Regions from separate parts of the Mus musculus genome. Here all the other regions are linked to region 4. The links are chromatin loops, found by intact Hi-C in ENCODE. Cell type or tissue: gastrocnemius. All regions are shown on one strand.

Region 1 (2,500 bases), 97 kb before region 4:
ACCAGCATTCAACTCCCTTTGATTCCTGACTGTGGACTCATAACCAGCTGTCTCATGTTCCCTCCACTGGAGTTGCAAGATGTTCAAGGCACAATATACCTTTCCTTCTTTAGGCTAGTTTTCTCAAACACTTTGTCACAGCAACAAGAATTAACTAATAGAGGAAATATTCCCCCCAAAGCCCGTGTGTTAAGGACTTGGCTCCCACATGGTTGTATAATTTGGGGAGGTCCTGGAAATCTTAAAGTGTAAGTTGTTGCTAAGGGAAGCAGGCCATGAAGGGTGTGTTGCTGGGAGTATCTTGTTCTAGTGTATTCCTGCTCATCTCTACTTTCTGCCTGCAATGAAGAGAACCTTGTGTGTCACATCCCAACCATTATGAAATTCTATCCAATAATCTCTAAAACAGTGAGCTGAAACAAATCCCTCTTCCCTGTAAGTTTTCTGTCAGGTAATTGGGGCAATGCTACACCGGTGTAACTAGCACGTGCATGCAATCGCCACAAGCTTTTCTGGTTTTTGTTGTTGTTGTTGTTGTTTTTTGGTTTTTTTTTTTATTAGCAACCTCTAAATTCTAAGTGAGTGTATATTTCAATCATTTGATTTATCAACTCCAGCCATTCATTAGTGACTCTTATTGGGGAAATTGCCAAGAAATTTTTAGCTAGTTTTATTAGCTTGGAGCATAGCTAGCGCACCTTCTTAGGGTATCCTTATGGCTCCCAATAGAGATGGGACTTTCTGCTCCCCTTAGTACCCTCCATAGCTGGAAGTAGGAAGAGAAAACCTAGAATGTTCTATGATAACCTGTTTTGGTTTTGTTTGTTTGTTTGTTTGTTTGTTTGTTTTTCATGGATAGTACCTGGGTCCTCTGTGGAAGTGGTACCTCCTTTGGGCAGCTCACAATCAGTGGCATATGGTTAACAAGAAATGGCTGCCTGGGGTCCTCCAGGGCAGGTTCCTTACCATCCCCTCTGCCTTTTATGTACTACCCACCTGGACCCATGTCTAGTACAAAGTTGTTTATGTATATGCTCCTTTATGGTATATGTGTTCATGTCTGTATGTACAGATGTGGGTGTGAATGCACATATAGTGTGCAAGGCATACATAAATATTAGATGTTTTCTTTAATGGTCTTTTATATTATTTTTATTTTATTTAAGTGCTGGCCAGGTACCTAAAATCCTAACCAAGAAGCATTGTTAGCAAGAACTTCAGAGACAGAAACAACCCAAGATTGGAGCCTTTAAACAGCAGATAAACAAACCCAGAGTTTCTACATTCTAAAAAATAAAGCCACAAGAACAAAGCCCTGTGTACCACCATCCATTCAGACAAGAGAGGTATCCTTAGAAATTTCCGTTTGTCAAATGTTTGAGCTAAGAGAGAAATAGATGCCTTCTAAGAGATAACAGGAACTCAGTGCAGCATCTTAGCCTAGCATTGTGCTTAGAATAGGCGAGAGCACCCTCGTGTGGCAGATACTTTAAATGTCAACTCAGCATCCAAGAGTAGGCCAGCTGCAGGCAGCTTCCAAACAGGGGAAATGGAGGCTCAACCTTTGAGCCTGAATCAACAGTCAAGTAGTGTAAAATTGTTTTATTGGATGATAATGTATGATTTCTGTACTGTGAGTGTTTATACTGTAGTCAGCACAGTGGTCCTACTGTATTATCCTTGATGGCAGGAGTAGCAATTCTAGGAGGTGGTTAGAAATGCAAATTGCTCCTGCTTTAGAAACTGATGCTGAAGGCTAGCCTACAAATGTCAGTATGCCTTTTTATGAATTCTGAAGCTTGTTTATGTATATGCTCATGTATGATATATGTGTTCATGTATGTATGTATGTACAGATGTGGGTGTGAATGCACATATGGTGTGCAAGTGTGCGAAAGGCATATATCAATATTAGATGTTTTCTTTAATGGTCCTTTATATTATTTTTATTTCTTGTGTTTGTATGTGTATATGCAGATATGCTCTGATGTGCACCTGTAACTCCAGCTGTGCAGACTCATCAAGCCTTTTCATCTTGTTTTTTGAGGTGTAGGCTCTCACTGAATCTGGAGCACATCATCAATTTAGCCAAGTTGGCTAGGCATCCTCCTGACTCAGTCCCCAAAGAAACCCTAACCTTAACCCACACCCAATCCTACACATACACACAGCCACCAGCAGAAAACATGACATGACCACAGAAGTGTAAGAAGTACACCTAGTGGGGTCCAGAGACTGAGGCAGGACAGGGTCGTCAGCGCATGAGAACAACATGTGAGAGTCAGTTCTCTCTTTCCACCATATAGATTCCAGGGATTGAACCCTGGTCATCAGGCTAGACAGCAGATGCCTTTAACTAATGAGTCACCATACCCATGCCCTCTGCCAACAGCCAAATGTATACAAGACTAATAGAACAACTTGGAGCTTTGTACTAGGCATGGAGTCCAGGAGAGTAGTACTCACCAGTCAGGGAAGATGAATTGTAGGGTAAAAGACC
Region 2 (2,500 bases), 70 kb before region 4:
GACTTCGTAAAGCTTTAGCAGTAGGTGGAAGCATGATCAACATTTACCGGGAACTGGAAGTGTCAGGCAGGATTTTCTAATGACCAGGTTTTAATTAAGATCATGAGTGGGATTTAAAGCGGAATGATTCAAGAAATACAAAGCTGCGCCAGCCTTCCCATCCCACCCCGGCCGTGCCCTACGCCAAGACTTGACCCACCGAGGCACCCCGGAAGGCTAGAAAAATCCTGCTTCCAGCAACCTGCTGACCAATGCCTAGCTGCGCAGCTGGAGCTTGTCCCAACTTTGTCAAATAGCTCTGCCCCCAACCACTGCGGTGTTCTGCGCAGGCGCGGCCTTGGATAGACGCTGGTGGTAAATCCGGGATCTGCTAGCTAGGGGCCCTGCTCAAACTCACGTAAGATCACGTAACCAACGGCCGGAACCGCCTTTGCAGCTGGAGGTGCGCGCGCAGCGCCTTCCTAGCCTACGGGGGGCGGAGCCCACTAGGGGGCGGGGCGCGCTCGTGGCGACCAATCCGCGGACCCTGCGGTCCGCTGTCCCTGCTGGCCTGGGCCAGGGTACGGGTCCGTGGAGGCACTGGCTAAGAGGTGAGCGTGCTGCCGACTGGTTCGTCTTCTAGGCTGTCCTCTGTCTTCTGTCCCTTGGAGCGGCGGGCTGTGGGGGATGTAGGCACAGGACGGGGAGTACGGGGGTGCGGCGGGACAGGCCGAAATGACCACGCAGGCTGGACTCTGGAGGCCGGAGGAAGGGCTGGACCTTGCCGCCAGAGTTCATTCTCCCTGCGGCTTTGGAAGATCATCGGTGGTCCGGGACTCGGGGTAGCCAAGGTGGGGTCAGAGGTGGTGCAGTCAGAGAGGCCACCGACACCGACCTTTATTCCCTGCCTGAGAGCCAGGATCCCTCTAGGGTGGGCAGGCTGCGGAGAACAGCGTCTCCTGGAGGCCTGGCCTGGGAGTCCCGACCCCGGGACTACTAGGCGACCTTGGTGAGGAGGCTAGGCCCACCCTGAGACGGCCGAATGCCAATGAGTTACAATGGAACACAGCTGTCACTAGACCTCAAATAGCCGCTCGCTATGACCGGTGTCTGCCCCCAGGGGAGGTAAACAGGGAAATCTGCTCAGGGCCTTCTTGGCTGATGGTGAAGTCGCTGCCAGATCTCCTGGAAGAACTTCGATTTCCCTTGAGGGACCAGGGCGAGGTGTTAGGAAATCAGGCTGGCCGTATGGGCATCGGGCCAAGAGGGGTCTTCAGCTTTAGTCTTCAGGCTGGGGCCGGGGATTCTGAAGAGCATTGGCCCTTGAGTACTTGCCTCTTGTCTCTCTCATACCAGTATTTCCTTTATTTAAGCTTCCTCTGTAGGTAGGTAGTGTTCCCTGTAGAGTCCCCTTTAGTCAACATGACATTCCACAGGTGCCAAATTTACAATTGCACTCTCTAGGAGTCTTTTCTGTGTTTGAGACTGGAGATTTTGGGTAGTGGTCTCTTGAATGAAATGGAGAGGCAATGGCAGATCCAGGTAGACATATGGAATCCAAGGTGATGTCTAGCGTCAGGTGAAGGAGATCTAGGAATGCTCTGGAGGGTGGAGACTTGGAGACCCATGTAAGCCTGGAAAAGGAAGTTAGATTCAGAGACAGAGGACTCTGAGAAGAGTGCACAAAGCAGAAGACAGGAAGTTGGGCTAGCATTTTGGAATCCAGGACAGGAATCTTGGGGGATATGTTAACTGCAGGGGAATAACCTTTCATTTGGTGAAGCTGGAGTTGAGGGGGTTGTTGACAAACTATAGTTGAACCAAGACGGGCATGAGGCTCCGGTTCAAGATGCCCATCAGCCAGCTAATCATACTGGCCTGTCACCCGTAAGATGAGATGTCCTTTACAGGTGTGTAGGAAGCCCACCATGAACCAGCAAAGGTCAGACAAGTTGGAAGTGTTTGCTATGTTGTGTTCCATAAAGGCTCAGAATGGCTGGGTCTTCAAGAGGAAGAAGTGAACGTCCAGAGAAGCTTCCCACTTGCTCAAGGTTACACAGTTTGTAAACGCTCTGGAACTTGAATTATTTCAGGAGAGCAGCTCAGTTTACCTGGTGTTTAAGGACATTGCAAATAAGGATGGGTTTTAAGCTATTTTTCTAGGAAGTGCTGTTTTCAGTGGTAAAAGTGATTATCAAATAACAATTTCTTGCTCAAAAAAACCCAACTAGATGTAAATTTTCCTATACTTTGGAATATGTCTTTGAGTAGATTAGAAAATAACCTTGATAAGCAAATTACTGCCTTAATGAGTTTCACTAAAGGTGAACTTATCATTTGTGCTCAGCACTGGGGGAAGGCTTGCCAGTATTGTTTTCATGAGAATATTTCTCATGAAAGCCTTTCTGGGACTTTAGAAACTGATAAGAAGTGAAGTGTAATTGGACTCTGTGTTCTATATGTGTTTTTTTTTTTAAGATCCATTTTGTTTTTAATACTATGCACATTTCTTTGTTAGGGT
Region 3 (2,500 bases), 100 kb after region 4:
CTTTCAAAATGCTGGAACTACATTTGTATACCACCATGCCTGATCTAAAATGTATTCTTTAATTAAGTAAGTACTATCATAAAACAGGATAATATTGCATAGTAATTTTTATGTGAGTAAACTTAATTCAAAAGAATATGTAACTTAGAAAAGCATTCTAAACAATGAAGCCAAATGATTTATATGTAACTCAGCCATGGGTTGCAAATGTCTAGCCAAGACAAAAGTGTCCTGCCTGCTTTATCAGAAAACAGCAAGTGGACAAGATCACCTACCTGTACTTTCAAGAAATTCATGATGTGTATCACCCTGTAGGCATATTCATCCTTGCTCTTTTTGTGGAATGCACTCAAAGCAAACTTCACTATGTCAGGTTCACTGACTAGTTTATCGAGTTCGAGAGTATCCTCTTCCGAACACCATGCCTGAGCTCCCTGGACATAGATACCAGAGAGAGCCAGTAATATTGTCCAGGGCAGAGCCATCTTCCCCGCTGGCGACAATATGATGCAGGTTCTGTCTCCTGTCTTTGCCCTTACAGCCCTGTTCCTTTAAGTCTAACCCTTAAATTAATTTCCTGGGCTCCAGACTCCTCCCTCTGGGGATTCTCTTGATCATCACTCCGAGTTCCTTCCCCCTTGGTACCACCTCCCTCAGTCAAAGCTGTTCATTTTCCTCCTGTCCCGGATGGAGCAAAGAGCACCCAGGCAGAGTGGTTTGTAAAGAACAAGTAAGATAAGAGATTGAGGGGCTCCTGATCTGAGTCCTACCACACTCACTACCTGTGACTCACTGGATAGAAGAGCCTTGAAGAGAACGCCCCATGGTCAGGTGCTGAAAGATTGATAACTGGCAGTGTTAGTGAAAGGCAATTTCTGGACGTGCCAGTAGAGGGAGACAGTGACTCAGGAAAAGACAGATTAAAATGGGAAGCATGAGAGCAACTTGATTTCTCTTTATGCTTGAGCTGCAGTGTGGCACAGGAGAGGCAGTTGTCTCCTCTTGAGTTGTTCCTAAGGAATGTTTCGCTGTGCCTATGTGATAGGGAACTTCCCCTATCCTCTCCTAGCCTGAATGAGCATCCTGGTGTAGGCTTCTAGGAGATGGCACCAACACTGAGGTGTCTAGAGTTCAGGAATCCAAGGTGCCAATTATGCCCTCTTGTGGCCATAATTACGAAAGCTCGGGCAGCAAATTGGACTGGCACATCGAAACACCACATTCTCTTTAAAAGAAGACTGAGGCCTTGTCTTCATGGTAAAGTGTGCCTTCAGACTGCATCAGCATCTACATGTAATGTTTGGGGACTGTGAGCGCTGACTCTACCCAGCATGTCCATACTCTGCTGCGATACTGCCCCAGCCTTTTGAAGTGGTAGCTGAGATGGAACACAGAGTTGGACAACAGTCAAAAGACTGATGGTCTTGTAACTCTAACTGTACTGGGGCTAGAAGCTGATGGCTTCTTTTCTCCTTAACCCTCTGTGCTTTATTAAACACTGGGAACTTAACTCTTTATTACTGTTCTGTGCTTAAATATGGACTAATAACTATCATTGTTCCGTGCTTCAATAAAAGCTGAAAACCTAACTCTTTTTTGAAAAAATTTTTATTAGATATTTTCTTTATTTACATTTCAAATGCTATCCCCTTTCCTGGTTTCCCCTCTGAAACACCCTATCCCATCCTCTCTCTCCCCCTGCTTCTATGAGAGTGTTCCCCCACCCACCTACCCATTCCTGCTTCCATGTCTTGGCATTCCCTTACACTGGGGCATCGACCTTCACAGGACCAATGGCCTCTCCTCCCATTGATGCCCCACAAGGCCCTCCTCTGCTACATATGTGGCTGGAGCCATGGGTCTCTCTTTGGATGGTGGTTTAGTCCCTAGGGGTTCTGGGGAGCTCTGCTTGGTTCATATTGTTGTTCCTCCTATGGGGCTGCAAACCCCTTCAGCTCCTTGGGTCCTTTCTCTAACTCCTCCATTGGGGGCCCTGTGTTCCATCCTATAGATGACTGTGAGTATCCACCTCTGTATTTGTCAGGCTCTGACAGAGCCTCTCTGGAGACAGCTATATCAGGCTCCTGTGAGCAAGCACTTCTTGGCATCCACAGTAGTGTCTGGGGAAAACCTAACTCTTAATGCTTAAATAAGAGCTGTGGAAACTTCATTTTTTTATTTCTCTTATTATTTGTACTTAAATAAGCTCAAATGTCTGGCTATTAACACATGATGTTTAGCTGCGGGGGAATTAAGTAAAAGGATGCATTGGTAGAGCTCCTTTCTTGGGTGAGTTAACCTCCTGGCCAGGTGAGAGGCTTGGAGCTCATTAACTCTTTTTGAATCAGAGAGAAAAGAAAGAAAAGGAAAGAAGTTACACAGACAACACATACACCCTAGGTGAAGCAGAAAATGTCTGCACCAGCCTTTTTAAAATTTATTATTGCTTTAGGCTTCTTATATAGCTTTTTGACAAAAAGTTCTTTGTATAAGAAAGAAT
Region 4 (2,500 bases):
TGTGCAGAGACAACCTCTTAACCTGGATTGCTAAAGAACAGAATGGCCATTGCTAGTGGCAGGAGCACTGCTCTGGCCCTTGGGAAGTTTTCCATGGATAGTGTCCTTAGCACTTTGGAAGAGTGAACTCAGTGTCTTGATCTCTGCTTTAGGGTCCGTGAAGCTGTCTCCCAGGAAGCCAATGCCGGCAAGACTGCTGTGGAAGGCGGAGAGAACTGTTGCTGCACTCGAAAGCTGGCAGCACTGCAGCTAAGTGCCTTCCGAAGCCATGGAGATGAAGGCCAGAGGTTTGAGGATCCCCTTGCTGCTGTTGCTGGTGACTGTGGTCGTAATGGCTAAGGTGAATCACATCCAGAGGTGGGGGGGTTTCAAGGAGAAGGCCATGAGCAAGAAAAACATCAACTCGACACTCCATTTTTTCATCCGCTCTTACAACAACGCAAGCAACGACACCTACTTGTATCAAGTTCAGAAGCTAATTCAAGGTCAGATGCAGGTTTGTGCTTTGTTGCCCGGACATCAACACAAGCCCCATCCTGCTTCTTGAGACATATGGGGATTTTCTATAACCAAGTCCTGGAAACTCCTCAGGTAGCTTCATGTGCAATGGGTGCACACGATATCTCTGAGTTAAGCAGCTCATTTGGTCATCACAGCCAGGTCGTGACCTAGTCTGGCCTCAGGCTGGAAACTAATCCTTACTACCTTTTCCTTGGCCAAAAGCTGACCTGTAGCTACTCTGCATTGTTCTATGGGAGAAATTGCATTTTGTTCTGCCTACCAGAGGGCAGCATGGGGATGTCTTTTTTTTTTTTTTTTTTTTTTTTTAATGATATTATCTGGAAAAACCATAAGCAGGCTCTGTAGATTCCTTTACTTCCAACAGCATTTTTATTTCTTCAGTGTCCAGGACTGTAAATCAGGATTGAATTTTGTGTTTGAGACATTTAGAGCAACAAGTCTTTGGTGAGAGCAATGGGGTCAGGGAATGCAGCCAGATTAATTCTACCTGTTTTTAGGCACAGTCCTCCCTCCTTCCATGTGAGTGCTAGGATCACATGTGCGTGTCATTGTGCCTTCTCTTTTGTTTTACACACAACTTTGTTGTGAATCTTATCAGTCGAAAGGCGGTAGAGGAAAGCATTTGCTTGAAAACTATTGAGCCAATGTTTCCTCAAGGTCAGATCAAACCAGTCAGAAACAATTCTGCTTCCTAGCTATGCAGTTTTGAGAAGAAATCGTTCACTATGAGAGAAGATTACTAGTCAGAGAGAATGGAAAGCAGATGGAACAGGAGTTAACAGCAAGAAGGGGAAGACATGGGGCCGGGTGGGCAATGTAAGTTTGATAGCTAAAGTTCCTTAATCCCAACACAGACATTCCTGGGGATTCCTTGGTATTATGCACTATAACCACAAGGTGGCGCTGCTTCGTCTTCACTTTGATCGGTTTCCTTAAACTATAATTGAGATACTAATATAACCTGTGAAATCAACCTTCTACCATTAACAGTTAACTAGTCGAAAATATTTTTTAAATGTTTATATGCAAACTTGAAGTTATTTAAAGTGATAAGCGGACAATTTGGACCTGTCACTTGGAAAGGGAGGATCATGGACACAGGTTTCTGGACATCTCAATATCTAGATGTGACTTTGAACGTCTCAATCCTGCAAAGAGGGGGTAGTAGACAAGCGTGGTAAGTGGTGGGCCTGGTTTCACCTTTCAGCTGTTCCCAGCTGTGGAATCATGATTACGCATCATCTAGAATCTTTCCTGCCGCTTCTTCAGAGGCAAAATGAGTCAGAACAGCAACAATTTAGCACAATGCTGCCACCTAGTGGCACTTGTCAAATATTTACTGATATGGCTGTATTCTAAGTGAACAATGGAGACTAATAGTGAGTAAGAAGTTTCATGTGCATGCATGTTTTAGGTTTCCTCTACATACAACCTGCCGATGGCTAGGCAGTGTGACAGTGGTTGGCACAGTTCTACAACATCCCCGTGCATATGTAGAATGGCCACCTTGATGACAGCAGAGGAGCACGTGCATTCTAGGGCATTCCAGGCTAGGACTGAGATTGCGTTAGCAGTGCAGCCATGAGCAATTGCCTTGGGACCTGGCCTTAGGTTTTTCTATGGGGATCATTCAACCAGGATCAAGGTGAATTTTCTGCCTGCATCTCCCCTAGACAGACTTACTATCTCATTAGGTTGGACCACTGGCATTTGGGCACAAGAAGCAGGAGACTCCCAAGAGCTTCTCTCCACTATATGTAGTTCTCTCGAATCTACACATTTCTTTTGAGGTGCCAGACCTGGGTCAATGGCCACCATATTTCCTTAGTGTTTTACTCCATGTGTAGGGCTTCTTTTCCACAAAAGACTCCCCAGTCCCTCTTCCACCACCACCTTCTCCTCTTCCTCCTCTCCCCCTTCTTAGTCTTCACAGCCTTAGGTTTGACCATGAGTAAGAGAAGACAGATGGACCCCTGAG

The links. Peaks named below come from ENCODE experiments on the same cell type or tissue, not always from the same donor. Only the 100,000 strongest peaks of a DNase experiment are listed, where the experiment ranks them.
Region 1: it touches region 4 in a loop (4-fold over the local background); 2 of 42 quality-filtered maps call a loop at or near these places.
Region 2: it touches region 4 in a loop (2.4-fold over the local background); 2 of 42 quality-filtered maps call a loop at or near these places.
Region 3: it touches region 4 in a loop (4-fold over the local background); 14 of 42 quality-filtered maps call a loop at or near these places.

Annotation. Positions count from the first base shown.
Region 1 is chr2:148,653,692-148,656,191 of GRCm38, forward strand. No RefSeq gene overlaps it. Among named protein-coding and RNA genes, the nearest start is that of Nxt1, 18 kb to the right of the region's middle. In gastrocnemius, a CTCF peak has its summit at 1,489; a DNase peak (open chromatin) is centred at 1,477.
Region 2 is chr2:148,680,626-148,683,125 of GRCm38, forward strand. It overlaps Gzf1 (GDNF-inducible zinc finger protein 1), which reads left to right and starts at 495. Exons shown (of 6, transcript NM_028986.3): 1 at 495-590. It overlaps Gm46771 (a long non-coding RNA gene), which reads right to left and starts at 319. Exons shown (of 2, transcript XR_001783505.2): 1 at 200-319. In gastrocnemius, a CTCF peak has its summit at 946; DNase peaks (open chromatin) are centred at 451, 1,009 and 1,157; H3K4me3 peaks cover 1,769 bases; H3K27ac peaks cover 2,500 bases.
Region 3 is chr2:148,850,396-148,852,895 of GRCm38, forward strand. It overlaps Cstdc2 (cystatin domain containing 2), which reads right to left and starts at 539. Exons shown (of 3, transcript NM_029960.3): 1 at 276-539. The coding sequence starts at 485. In gastrocnemius, CTCF peaks have their summits at 944 and 1,144 (motif pointing left); DNase peaks (open chromatin) are centred at 906 and 1,132; H3K4me3 peaks cover 420 bases; H3K27ac peaks cover 488 bases.
Region 4 is chr2:148,750,659-148,753,158 of GRCm38, forward strand. It overlaps Cstl1 (cystatin-like 1), which reads left to right. Exons shown (of 4, transcript NM_177655.4): 2 at 153-496. The coding sequence starts at 269. Among named protein-coding and RNA genes, the nearest start is that of Cstl1, 1.5 kb to the left of the region's middle. In gastrocnemius, CTCF peaks have their summits at 1,412 (motif pointing right) and 1,849 (motif pointing left); DNase peaks (open chromatin) are centred at 1,414 and 1,821; H3K4me3 peaks cover 545 bases; H3K27ac peaks cover 373 bases.